Regions from separate parts of the Homo sapiens genome. Here regions 2 and 3 are each linked to region 1. A link is an interaction called in ENCODE POLR2A ChIA-PET data of the cell type or tissue named here. Cell type or tissue: Panc1. All regions are shown on one strand.

Region 1 (4,000 bases):
CAAAAGAATCAAGAAAATTACTTCTGGAACTTGTAAACCACTATCACTTTCTCTTATTGCCAGCAGTGAACAAGTGGAATTTGAAATTAAAAACACAATACCATTTACATTAGCAACCCCCAGAATGAAATTTATAGGTATAAATCTAACAAAATATATACAAGATCTATGTAAAGAAACCTACAAAACTGATGAAAGAAAACAGAAGAACTAAATAAATATAGAAGTATTCTATGTTCATGGATAGGAAGACACAGCATCATCAGAATGTCAGTTCTTCCCAACTTGATCTATAGATTCAATACAATCACAGTCAAAATCCCACTAAGTTACTTTGTGGCTATCAAGAAACTGATCCTAAAGTTTATATGGAGAGGCAGAAGATCCAGAACAGTCAACACAATATTAAGGGAAAAGAACAAAGTTGGAGAATTGACACTGCCCAAGTTCAAGACTTACTGTAAGACTGCAGTTATCAAGACAGTATGGCACTAGTGAAAGAATAGACCAATAGATCAGTGGAACACAATAGAGCCCAGACACAGACCCTTGTAAATATAGTCAAATGATCGTTGGCAAAGGAATAAAGGCAATACAATGGAAAAAAGATATAATATTTTCAAAAAATAATGTTGGAATAACCTGACATTCACATGCAAAAGAAATCAATCAAGACACAGACCTTACACCAGGCAGATTACAATCCAAGATTGTGTCTTTGGTGTAGTATCTAGAAAGTCATTGATAAGACTTGATAAGCTGGAATTTCATTAAAGTTAATTTTTTTTTTCTCTGCAAAAGACACTGTGAAGAGAATTAAAGGACAAGCCACAGGCTGGGAGGAAAATATTTGCAAAAGATATATTTGATAAACGACGACTACTTAAAATATACAAATAATTCTTCAACGTCAACAGTAAGAATATAAACAACCTGATTAAAAAATGAGCTAAAGACCTTAACAGACGCCTCACCAAAGAAGATTTGTAGATGGCAGGTAAACACGTGAAAAGATGTACCACATCATATGTTGTCAGGAAAATGCAAATTAAAATGTGAGATACCACCATGTACCTATTAGAATGCCCAAAATTCAGAACACCGATGACACAAAATGCTGACTAGCATATGAAACAATAGGAACTCATCCATTGCTGGTGGGAATGCAAAGTGGCACAGCCACTGTTTTTTTTTTTTTTTTTTTGAGACAGAGTCTTACTCTGTTGCCCAGGCAGGAGTGCAGTGGTGCAATCTCAGCTCACTACAACCTCCACCTTCCGGGTTCAAGTGATTCTCCTGCCTCAGTCTCCCGAGTAGCTAGGATTCCAGGCATCTGCCACCACTCCTGGCTAATTTTTTGTATTTTTAGTAGAGACAGGCTTTCACCATGTTGGCCAGGCTGGTCTCGATCTCCTGACTTCCGGTGATCCCCCCGCCTCAGCCTCCCAAAGTGCTGGGATTACAGGCATGAGCCATCGTACCCGGCTGGCACAGCCACTTTTAAAGACGGTTTGGCAGTTTCTAACAAAACTAAACATACTCTTAACCATTTAACCCAGCAATCATGCTTCTCCGTATTTTCCCAAATGAATTGAAATATGTTCACGCAAAAACCTGCACGCAAATGTTTATAGCAGCTGTATTCATAATCACCAAAACTTGGAAATAACCAAGATGCCTTTTAGTAGGTAAATGCATAAATGAGTTAAGGTACATTTTGACAATGAAATATTAGCACTAGAAAAAAATGAGCTATCAGGCCTTGAAGAGACATGGAGGAACCTGAAATTCATATTAGTAAGTGAAGCCAACCTGAAAAGGCTGCACAGTGTATGATTATGACTGCATGACATCTAGAAAAGGCAAAAACCATGGAGACTGTAAAAAGATTAGCCATTATTATGGGTTACAGGGGAGAGAGGGGTGAATAATCAGAGAACAGGGTTTTTAGGGCAATGAAACTATTATGTACAGTACTATAATAGTGCATACATGTCATTATACATATGTCAAAGATGGTAGAATGCACAACATCAAGAGTGAACCCTAATGTTAACTATGGACTTTGGTTGATAATACTGGGTCACTGTAGGTTCATTGATGGTAACAAATGTACCATTCTTCTGTGGGATGTTGATATTGGAGGAGGTTGTGTCTGTGTAGGGACAGGCGGTAAATGGGAACTCTGTACTTTCCACTCAGTTTGGCTGTGACCCTAAAACAGTCTTAAGAAACAAATTTTATTAAAAAATAAGTCTCAGAAGAAAAAATATGCAAAGGATATCTGCAGAAAGTTTACAAAAGCAGCTAGGCTTTTCCAGGTGGCCAGGAAAATGGCCTGGATATAATCCCAGCTAATTCAGAAAAGTACATGGTGCAAGTTCAGAACTGGGGCTTGTTCAAGAAGCATAGTTTAAAACCAGAAGGAATTAAAAAGGAATTCTATTTGTCTTCAAAGAGTGTATTAAAGGGAACTTAATTCATAACCACATTAATATTTTTTACAAGTTCCTTTTCTCTTTTCCTTGCTTCCTGCTGCCCAGGAACTTCTCACTGGTCAAACTCTAAAGCTTTCTTCCTAAATCCCAACCAACAAGGTTTCTTCTCATCAACATTTCCTTCTTTATTCCTTTATTATATTGATCAACTTAGTTCCAGCAAATCTTCCTTTTTAGGAAGGGCAGAATGAGTAGAGGAGGAAGACTGAGTACACTCACATGTTAATAAATTTTGGCATGTCACACTAAGAAAGTGTTTTTGGTCTCACTGATTATTAAAGAAATCCAGATAAAAATTTTCTTACCTGCCAAATTAGCAGCTATTAAATAGAAGGATACTGCTGTATTGTTGAGAATGTGTGGATACCAGTAAGTTCTTATTGGAGAGAAGAAAGACTAAATTTTGGCAGGGGGAGAAATTGTACACGTTTGCCTTCTCATGGATGTCAGGCTTCGATTCTGAATCCCACCTGTAAGACTTTATCTCAGGCCTGTTTCAGGTTATGTGTGTGTTGATGGGGGGTGGGTACTGTGGGGGGAGGAGGGCTATCTAGTATGTGTTTAAAAGCTCTATTTGCATCCCTGTTTGTTTTACATTCTCAAAAGTGACTCTACACTATTTATCTTGAAATTGTTTGTACAGCCTATGCTCAAATCTTCTGTGATGCTTCTTGAACAAACATTCTCAGTTCCTACCCCAGACCAACTAAATCAGAATCTCTGGGTAGGACCCAGTAATTTTTTTAAAAGCCCACCATAATTAAATATATAATTAGCTATATGGTTAAATAATCAGAGCCATTATAACAGACTCTAAAGTTGTGAACTTCTGCTCTGCTATGAAGCTTCCAATCCCATTCAGCTGAAACCCTGAAAATACTTGTCCATCTCTAAAATCTTGAATTTTCAATCATCTTACCGTGAAATTCCTTTGTGTTACTTAGCATCCTCCCTTCTTTTTATGTCTGGTTCTAAGGAGGAACATGTATGCCTTGCTAAAAATCACTCGAGGAAGCTTTTTTTTTTTTTTTTTTGAGACGGACTCTCCTACTGTCACCCAGGCTGGAGTGCAGTGGCGCGATCTCGGCTCACTTCAAGCTCCGCCTCCCTGGTTCATGCCATTCTCCTGCCTCAGCCTCCTTAGTAGCTGGGACTACAGGCGCCCGCCACCATTCCCAGCTAATTTTTTAAAAAATATTTTTAATAGAGACGGGGTTTCACCGTGTTAGCCAGGATGGTCTCGATCTCCTGACCTCGTGATCCGCCTGCCTAGGCCTCCCAAAGTGCTGGGGTTATAGGCGTGAGCCACTGTGCCCAGCTGAGGAAGCTTTTTTAAATGGAGATAAGACCTTGCTGTGTCACTCATGCTGGAGTACAGTGGTATGATCATAGCTCACCTCAAACTCCTGGGCTCAGTTGATCCTGTCTCAGCCTCCCGAGTAGCTGGGACTGCAGGCTTGTGCCACCAAGCTCGGCTAACATTTTATTTTTATTTTTTGTAG
Region 2 (4,000 bases), 170 kb after region 1:
ATCTACCAGCTTGTAGAATGGTAATAGAAATATATTTTTTGTTTTTTTACCATAAACAAGGGGCCTCTTGGGATGAAGAAAACATATTTGCTCATTCTCACATCTTCATAAAGTGAAACAATAATCTTTCATACTACACAAGATGAAGAATTAAACTAAAGGCTGGGTGCAGTGGCTCACGACACCTGTAATCCCAGCACTTTGGGAGGCTGAGGCGGGTGGATCACCTGAGGTTGAGAGTTCAAGACCAGCCAGACCAACATGGAGTAAACCCTGTCTCTACTAAAAACAGAAAGTTAACTGGGCATGGTGGCACATGCCTGTAATCCCAGCTACTTGGGAGGCTGAGGTAGGAGGATCGCTTGAACCCAGGAGGCAGAGGTTGCGGTGAGCTGAGATTGCACCATTGCACTCAAGTCTGGGTAACAAGAGCGAAACTCTATCTCAAAAAAAAAAAAAAAAAAAAAAAAATCTAAGGAGCAGAAAGATATTTGATTATTCAAAATGTTTAAAGTTTGTAGTGGCTAATGTAGCATGTGTAGTCAGCCCTTAAGCTTCCTTGAAATGATGCCACTATATCTAGGTCTATCTTAGCGGTGCCTACTTAAATTTTATCTGAAAAGTTTCAAAAACAGCCAGGCAACAACAACAAAACAAATCATTAAGATCCAAATCAAGGGCTGAGAATGGTGGCTCATGCCTGTAATCCCAGTACTTTGGGAGGCTGAGATGGAATAATTTCTTGAGGCTAAGAGTTCAAGAGCAACCTGGGCAACATGGTGAAACTCCATCTTATAAGAATTTTTTAAATAAGCTGGGCATGGTGGTGCACATTTGTAGTCCCAGCTACTTGGGAGGCTGAGGCAGGAGGATGGCTTGAGCCCAGGAGCTTGAGGCTGCAGTGAGATCTGATTGCACCAGTGCACTCCAGCCTGAGTGACAAAGTGAGACTCTGTCTCTTAAAACTGATGATATTCAGATTTACTCTAAAGAGCTCCAGATAAACTCTTTAGAAATAGTATTTCTGTTTATTTATGTTGGTCTTTTACCGCTGTGAAAAGAAAACTTGGGTTAGTGGTCAGCTGACATGGGTTTTACTCTCAGCTTTCTTTATGAAGATTATGAGCTTGTATGTTATTTAACCTCTTATAGTTTTACTTGCCACATCTTCATCTTGAGATTCTTATGGTGATTAAGACAATGAATATGAAGTGGTTTTAGTTTACAATTTTAAATTATCAAATACTTTGCGAAGAGATTTCTTACTATAGTAATAACAACAGAATGTCACTAAATATACCTTACCTCTGGGAGAAAAGGGCATGAGAGCATGATCACACATCTTCTGGCTCATCAGCTTGCTCTTCCTCAAGTGGTAGGAAGAATGAGGGAATCTGTAATCTATATGAGGCTTCCCCAAGGAACAGGACTGCCACTGTTAGTGGATTACTGTGAGGAACAATAGCGGATTTTTTTTCTTTTCTTTTTCTTTTCTTTTCTTTTCTTTTCTTTTCTTTTCTTTTCTTTTCTTTTCTTTTCTTTTCTTTTCTTTTCTTTTCTTGTCCTCTCCTCCCCTCCCCTCCCTTCCCCTCCCTTCTCCTCCCTTCTCTTTTCTCTTCTTTCTCCTTCCCTCTCTCTCTCCCTCCCCCCCCCCCGCCTTCTCTTTCTTTCTGACGGAGGCTCACTCTGTCACCCAGGTTAGAGTACAGTGGCAAGACCTCGGCTCACTGCAAGGTTTGCCTCCCAGTTTCAAGCAATTCTCCTGCCTCAGCCTCCCGAGTAGCTGGTACTACAGGCGTGTGCCACCACGCCCGGCTAATTTTTATATTTTCAGTAGACATGGGGTTTCACCATATTGACCAGGCTGGTCTCAAGTGCCCAGTCTCAGTGGTGCCCGTGCCGGTCTCAATGGTGGAGTTTCTATGATTTTACAAAGCATTTCTTAACTTGGAAGTTAAGAGGGCTAGAGTTGGCCAGGCATGGTGGCTCACACCTGTAATCCCAGCACTTTGGGAGGCCAAGGTGGACGGATCACCTGAGGTCAGGAGCTTGAGACGAGCCTGGCCAACATGGTGAAACCCCCTCTCTACTAAAAATACAAAAATTAGCTGATTGTGGTGGCGGGCACCTGTAATCTCAGCTACTTGGGAGGCTGAGGCAGGAGAATCGCTTGAACACAGAAGGCGGAGGTTGCAGTGAGCCAAAATCACGCAACTGCACTCCAGGGGCAACAGAGCAAGTCTCTGTCTTAAAAAACAAACAAAAAAAGAGGGCTAGAGTTGAATGCAGTGGGCACTAATTAGGAATTAGCTTTTCCTGGCTCACACTCTGTTTATTTGCATTCTTCTATAAGGGAAAATGACAAGTTGATATCGGATTGTCAGGGTTTTCTAATATAGGATTTGTGTGAAACCAAGCAGCCATAACACCTTGATGATGTCATTGAGACAGATGGTGAGTGCTGACCCTTTATAATATTTGTCCTTTGTTTTTTAGATTAACTATCTCATTCTTCTTTTTTATTTATTCTATAGATTTTAAAGTATCCTAGGAAATAGCTTTAGGGATCGTGATGTGGAAACTAATGGAAAATTAAATGTATTATTAGGATTGAAATCTGGGTAAGTAGTTTTATTTATTTATTATTATTTTTTGAGACAGAGTCTTGCTCTGTCGCCCAGGCTGGAGTTCAGTAGTGCAATCTTGGCCCACTGCAACCTCTGCCTCCTGGGTTCAAGCAGTTCTCCTGCGTCAGCCTCCCAAGTAGCTGGGATTACAGGCACATCCCACCATGTCCAGCTAATTGTATTTTTGGTTGAGACGGGGATTCACCATGTTGGCCAGGCTGGTCTCGAACTCCTGACCTCAGGTGATCCTCCTGCCTTCGGCCTCCCAAAGTGCTGAGATTACATGGTTAATACAATTTTAAGGGTGGTATTAGATATTTGTGTTTCATAGACGTGGTTTTTTTCTTTTTTTCTTATTTTTTTTGAGACAGGGTCTCACTCTGTCACTCAGGCTGGAGTGCAGTGGTGCGATCTCCGCTCACCGCAGCCTCCGCCTGCGAGGTTTAAGTGATTCTCCTGCCTCAGCCTCCCGAGTAGCTGGGACTACAGGCACAAGCTACCTCGCCTGGCTAATTTTTGTATTTTAAGTAGAGATGGGTTTTCACCATGTTGCCCAGGCTGTTCTTGAACTCCTGACCTCAGGTGATCTGTCTGTGTTGGCCTCCCAAAGTGCTGGGATTACAGGCGTGAGCCACGGTGCCCAGCCAAAGTGTTTTTTTTTTAGGAAAATATTATGCCAGGCGCCGTGGTTCATGCCTGTAATCTCAACACTTCGGGAGGCCGAGGCAGGCAGATCACTTGATGTCAGGAGTTCAAGAACAGTCTGGCCAACATGGTGAAACCCCGTCTGTACTAAAAATACAGAAATTAGCTGTTGCAGTGGCAGGTGCCTGTAATCCTAGCTACTTGGGAGGCTGAGGCAGGAGAATGGCTTGAACCCTGGAGGCGGAGCTTGCGGTGAGCCGGGATTGTGCCACTGCACTCCAGCCTGGGCGTCAGAGTAAGACTTTGTCTCATAACAAAACAAAAAAACAAGTATGATGGTTCAGATTGCACATTGCAGTGAAAATGCCAACTTTTAAGGGGAATTATATTTGGAATCAATTTTCTTTTTAACTGAATATTAAATGGAATATTTAGCTTTTTAACTGGAATATTAAGCACTTCTTTATATTCTCAACATATGGTAGTGCAGAGGTCTTTTTTTGCATTGCTTTGCCCCCATGCCTACATTATCACCATTTTTAAACAGGGTATCCAGGTTGTTTGTCTTACAGCTTTCATTGTTCAGGTTGAAGCAACATTCTCTGATAACAACATTCAGAGGCACTTTGACAGACTGCTGTGTCTGACCTGGAACAACAATCTCTGATAGCAACATTCAGAGGCACTTTGTCAGACTGCTTTGTCTGACCTTATTACCTGTGAGGTAG
Region 3 (4,000 bases), 110 kb before region 1:
AGCCGAGATCGCGCCACTGCACTCCAGCCTGGTGACAGAGCAAGACTCCGTCTCAAAAAAAAAAAAAAAAAAAAGGTAAAATGGTGCAAATCAGCTCCCACAGATAAAGTTCTTGACTCACATGACCTTATTAGGCAACTTCAGATGATACTGTCTTTGAGTAGGAAAGACAAGGACAGTGTAACAGTTATATTAAGAAGTCTAGTACCAGGTCATATAAATAAAACTCTGTTCCGATAATTTACAATTAGAATTCATAGAAATTTGGAATAGAAATTAGAGTCCTTCCAGAAATTAAGAGGCTAAAAATTAGGGTAAAGTAGATAGAGTTATTCAGAATTAAACGTTGGGAGAAGAAAACTGAATTAATTTTACTTGTTATATATGAAGAATGTGAAATAATCCATAAAATATTTTATGACTAGTATCATGAGACAATGTATGCATTATACCAAGGTACTCCTGTGTAAACATTATGTTCTTGGCCAATACTCTGAGGAAGTCCTGAATATACATTACCAGCTGGCTTCATTTCTTAAAAGGGAGACAGATCAAAGACCTCTCGAATCTCTCTCATCATTTTATCTTTTGGACAAACAAATAGAACAGTCAAGTAAATTACCTGAACAAGCATAATAAGTACAAATTTGATTACTGATCACTAAAACCACCAAAAATATATTGACTTAGGGTTCATAATGCATAGTTATCAGTTCAAGCTAAGAAAGCCTTAAGAATTCAATAACTCAAAATCTCTTTGAGATTTAAAGTTAAAAAGTAATATGTTTCTAATAATTTCTAATGTGCAGGATTAATGACAACTGTATTTTGCATTGGCAAATTATCTCAGCCAGAAGAGATTCAAATGATTTTCGTCAATGCCAGTTTATAAACTAGCAGCACATGTCAATGCCAAGCTTGTGAATGGATTGGCTGAGAAAAATTATATGAGTTAGAAGGGATCTAAGTGCTATACTGGTCACTGATTCTATTTCACAAAAGCTACCATTTTTAAAAGCTGAAAATGTAATTGGTGTTGACAAAAACATGTTAAGTTCAATTACTCTGTATAGCTAAATATAGAAAATTGGTTAATGTTTAAAGCAACTTCTTATTTGTTAAGAAGATAATTAAAAATAGTTAAAACTGAACAATTAGCTATACTTTTATATTATTAAAATCCAATGAATTTAACAAATGAAACCCACAGGAAAAGAGATGATATAATTCAAGGCATAGATTTGACATGTCAGAATACGGCAAAAACAATAAAGATAGCATCAGTAAAACAGTTGTAAAATAAGTAAACAATTTTCAAGTGTGCAAAACTAGTCAGGAATAAAAGTGCTATGTGTGGATACCTGGTTTTCAAATATTTGTTTCAAAAACTTTCAGCTGATGGTGGAAAAACTAGAAAGTATTATATAAGTAAAAATTTAAAGAATATATAAAACCTACTTTATTATCTTACATTATGTCCTTGTTATGTCACTGCTGAATCTGAGGCCTATTTAATTACCAGATACAACACAAAAGGAGGTAAACACAGTACATCACAAAGGCTGATTTATCCTGAACCGTAAAAAGGCTCCTTTCAAGTATACTGTGGATTTGTGTTTCATCTTATATCTCAGGCACTCTAGGCTGTTGATGAATTTGAAAACGGACAACATGATTTTCTATAATTTCTAATATACATATTTAGTACATCTTGCAGAACTGCCTTTAGTAGTCAATATTTGGAAGCAATTGTTACAGAAATAAAAACAATTTAAATTCATGAAAGTAAACCCCATCACTGCCACAATTTAAATAATCATTTTAATGTGTAAATCCTGAATATATCATGTTAGAAGATGAAGTCGATGTATTTAGCATAATCTGTCTTGGGATATTTGACGTGTAGATGACTAAAAATACACTTGTGGTCGTTTCTTCACTTTGTATTTTAGTGACCCGTACCGCACCTGAAGAGAGAAATGTTTTATTATTAAGAATTAGATGATTACTTTAAAAAATTACATCAGATTTAATAGTTCATAATCATAGTAATTTTTTTACCTTTTTGATATAAAGAATGAATTCTCTTAATAAATGTATATAAGACAGCACTACTTATAAACTCATAAAAAATGTAGTTGGTAATATTTAGATATATGTTACAGATTATTACTAATAACATAAAAACATTAATCCTATTATTTATGTTTTGCTTAGTACAATGTCAATGAACATTGATTATAATGATCAGAGGCCATTCACAGTCCTCCACTGCTTTCTGGGTATAAAGACAATATGTTATTATGGTTAACTGTTTACTATTTAATCTTCATGTAGCATTAGTTGAAAGCAAAACTGTGTGGTTAATTTTATTCATTGCTTTCTTTGTTTATGCATAGGGCTGGGACTGGGTATTTGAACTATGTGATTTGCTAAATGAGAATGCCATTTTCTACGTATAGCAGAAGATTAAGAGTTTACCATTTTCAAAATTTCCTGATATCCTGATACATTGATCTGAATAAAGAATTTTAAATATAAACTGCTGGCCAGGTGAGGTGGCTCACGCCTGGAATCCCAGCACTTCGAGAGGCGGAGGCGAGAGGATTGCTTGAGGCCAGGTGTTCAAGACCAGCCTGGGCAACATGGTGAAACCCTGTCTCTACAAAAAATGAAAAAATTAGCCAGGTGCGGTGGCATGTGCCTGTAGTTCCAGCTACTTGGGAGATTGAGGTGGGAGGACTGCTTGAGCCCAGGAGTTTGAGTGAACTGTGATTACGCCACACTGCACTCCAATTTGGTTGACAAAGCAAAAAAGCTCTATCCCCAAAAACTAAAAAAAAAAAAAAAAAAAAAAAAAATCAAACTGCTGTTCTACCATTCCAATCCTTCATTTATGGATCATTAATATCCTAAATGATAACACAGCAGGGAAATCCTTCACTAATCATTAGGAAAACAGCTCTACACTTAACCAACCTCTTTGCGGCCTTTGGTGGTTTTCACAGATTTCATGCTTTGCGATCTTCGAAGCCCTTTGTGTGTTAACATCTCATTATCTGAATATGGCCCCTCTGCTTCTTCATCTGTTTTCTCATCTCCGTCTTTCAGTGGAATTCCATAACCTAAACAAGTTGTCAAAAACAGCATGTTTTGGTAAAAGGACACCAGTCAGCGCCGGCTCTTTGACCCATCTGTGTACAGTTCTTTGTATGGTTTGCATTTCCCCCAGTTACTCTTTTTGCATCTGGAATGTGCTCCATGCCCTTTATCATTAAGCTTTGCCTCGCACTATTCCAGGTGAAACTCATAACTCATTTCCTCCAGGAAATTTTCCCTGATCATTCTTATTTTTACTATGCATTTTTAAAAATAATTATAAAATAATTTATTTTTGAGTAGGTAACACACCATCTTGTTAAAAAATTCAAGAATATAAATAGATATAGAGCAAAAAGTCTCTTCCCACCTTTCCTCCTCTTCATGAATTCAACCCAAGCATTTGTGTTTTAGTCTGTCATTTGCACTTTTGCCTTGAATTAGGAATTAAGGCTTTTCCGTTCTATGTGTCGTATCTTTTGTCAAGACTGGGAATGGTAGGGTTTACTTAAGGCATTGAGGAAGACCCCAGGGGGCTAGAACTTTGGGCAAAATAAGGTCACTGGGGGCAGGTGATGAGGATGGGGATGTTAGCTGCTATTGCAGTTGCTGAGATAAAACCCAGCCAGGTAGGCTGCAGTAATTAGAAGTACCACAGACTGTGTGACAGATACTAGTCAAAGAAAATAGAATCAGGCAGATCAGTGAGAGATCACGCGAGTATGCTAGAAGGCTGTTATGTGTAGCTATAAAGACTTACTACGGGCCAATATGCAAACATCCACACAGTCAGGAAGTCTGAGAGCATCTTGAGGCTTGGCCTCAAGGACGAAAACTCTTCCAACCCTGAAGCTGAGGTTCTCAAACTTGAGCACGTCAGAGTTACCTTGAGAACCTGTTA

Evidence for each region. ChIA-PET counts read pairs that join two places held together with the same protein. Peaks named below come from ENCODE experiments on the same cell type or tissue, not always from the same donor. Only the 100,000 strongest peaks of a DNase experiment are listed, where the experiment ranks them.
Region 2: POLR2A ChIA-PET joins it to region 1 with 7 read pairs; 3 of 35 experiments call an interaction of 5 or more read pairs at or near these places.
Region 3: POLR2A ChIA-PET joins it to region 1 with 9 read pairs; 12 of 35 experiments call an interaction of 5 or more read pairs at or near these places.

The regions. Positions count from the first base shown.
Region 1 is chr10:63,504,849-63,508,848 of GRCh38, reverse strand. It overlaps a transcript of JMJD1C not described here. Among named protein-coding and RNA genes, the nearest start is that of REEP3, 15 kb to the left of the region's middle. In Panc1, no CTCF peak of the experiment used is centred here; no DNase peak of the experiment used is centred here; H3K27ac peaks cover 223 bases.
Region 2 is chr10:63,335,112-63,339,111 of GRCh38, reverse strand. All of the region lies in intron 2 of JMJD1C (jumonji domain containing 1C), which reads left to right. Among named protein-coding and RNA genes, the nearest start is that of MIR1296, 36 kb to the left of the region's middle. In Panc1, no CTCF peak of the experiment used is centred here; no DNase peak of the experiment used is centred here.
Region 3 is chr10:63,618,780-63,622,779 of GRCh38, reverse strand. It overlaps REEP3 (receptor accessory protein 3), which reads right to left. Exons shown (of 8, transcript NM_001001330.3): 7 at 2,980-3,125; 8 at 1-1,967. The coding sequence ends at 1,911. All of the region lies in intron 1 of LOC105378329 (a long non-coding RNA gene), which reads left to right. Among named protein-coding and RNA genes, the nearest start is that of REEP3, 99 kb to the right of the region's middle. In Panc1, no CTCF peak of the experiment used is centred here; no DNase peak of the experiment used is centred here.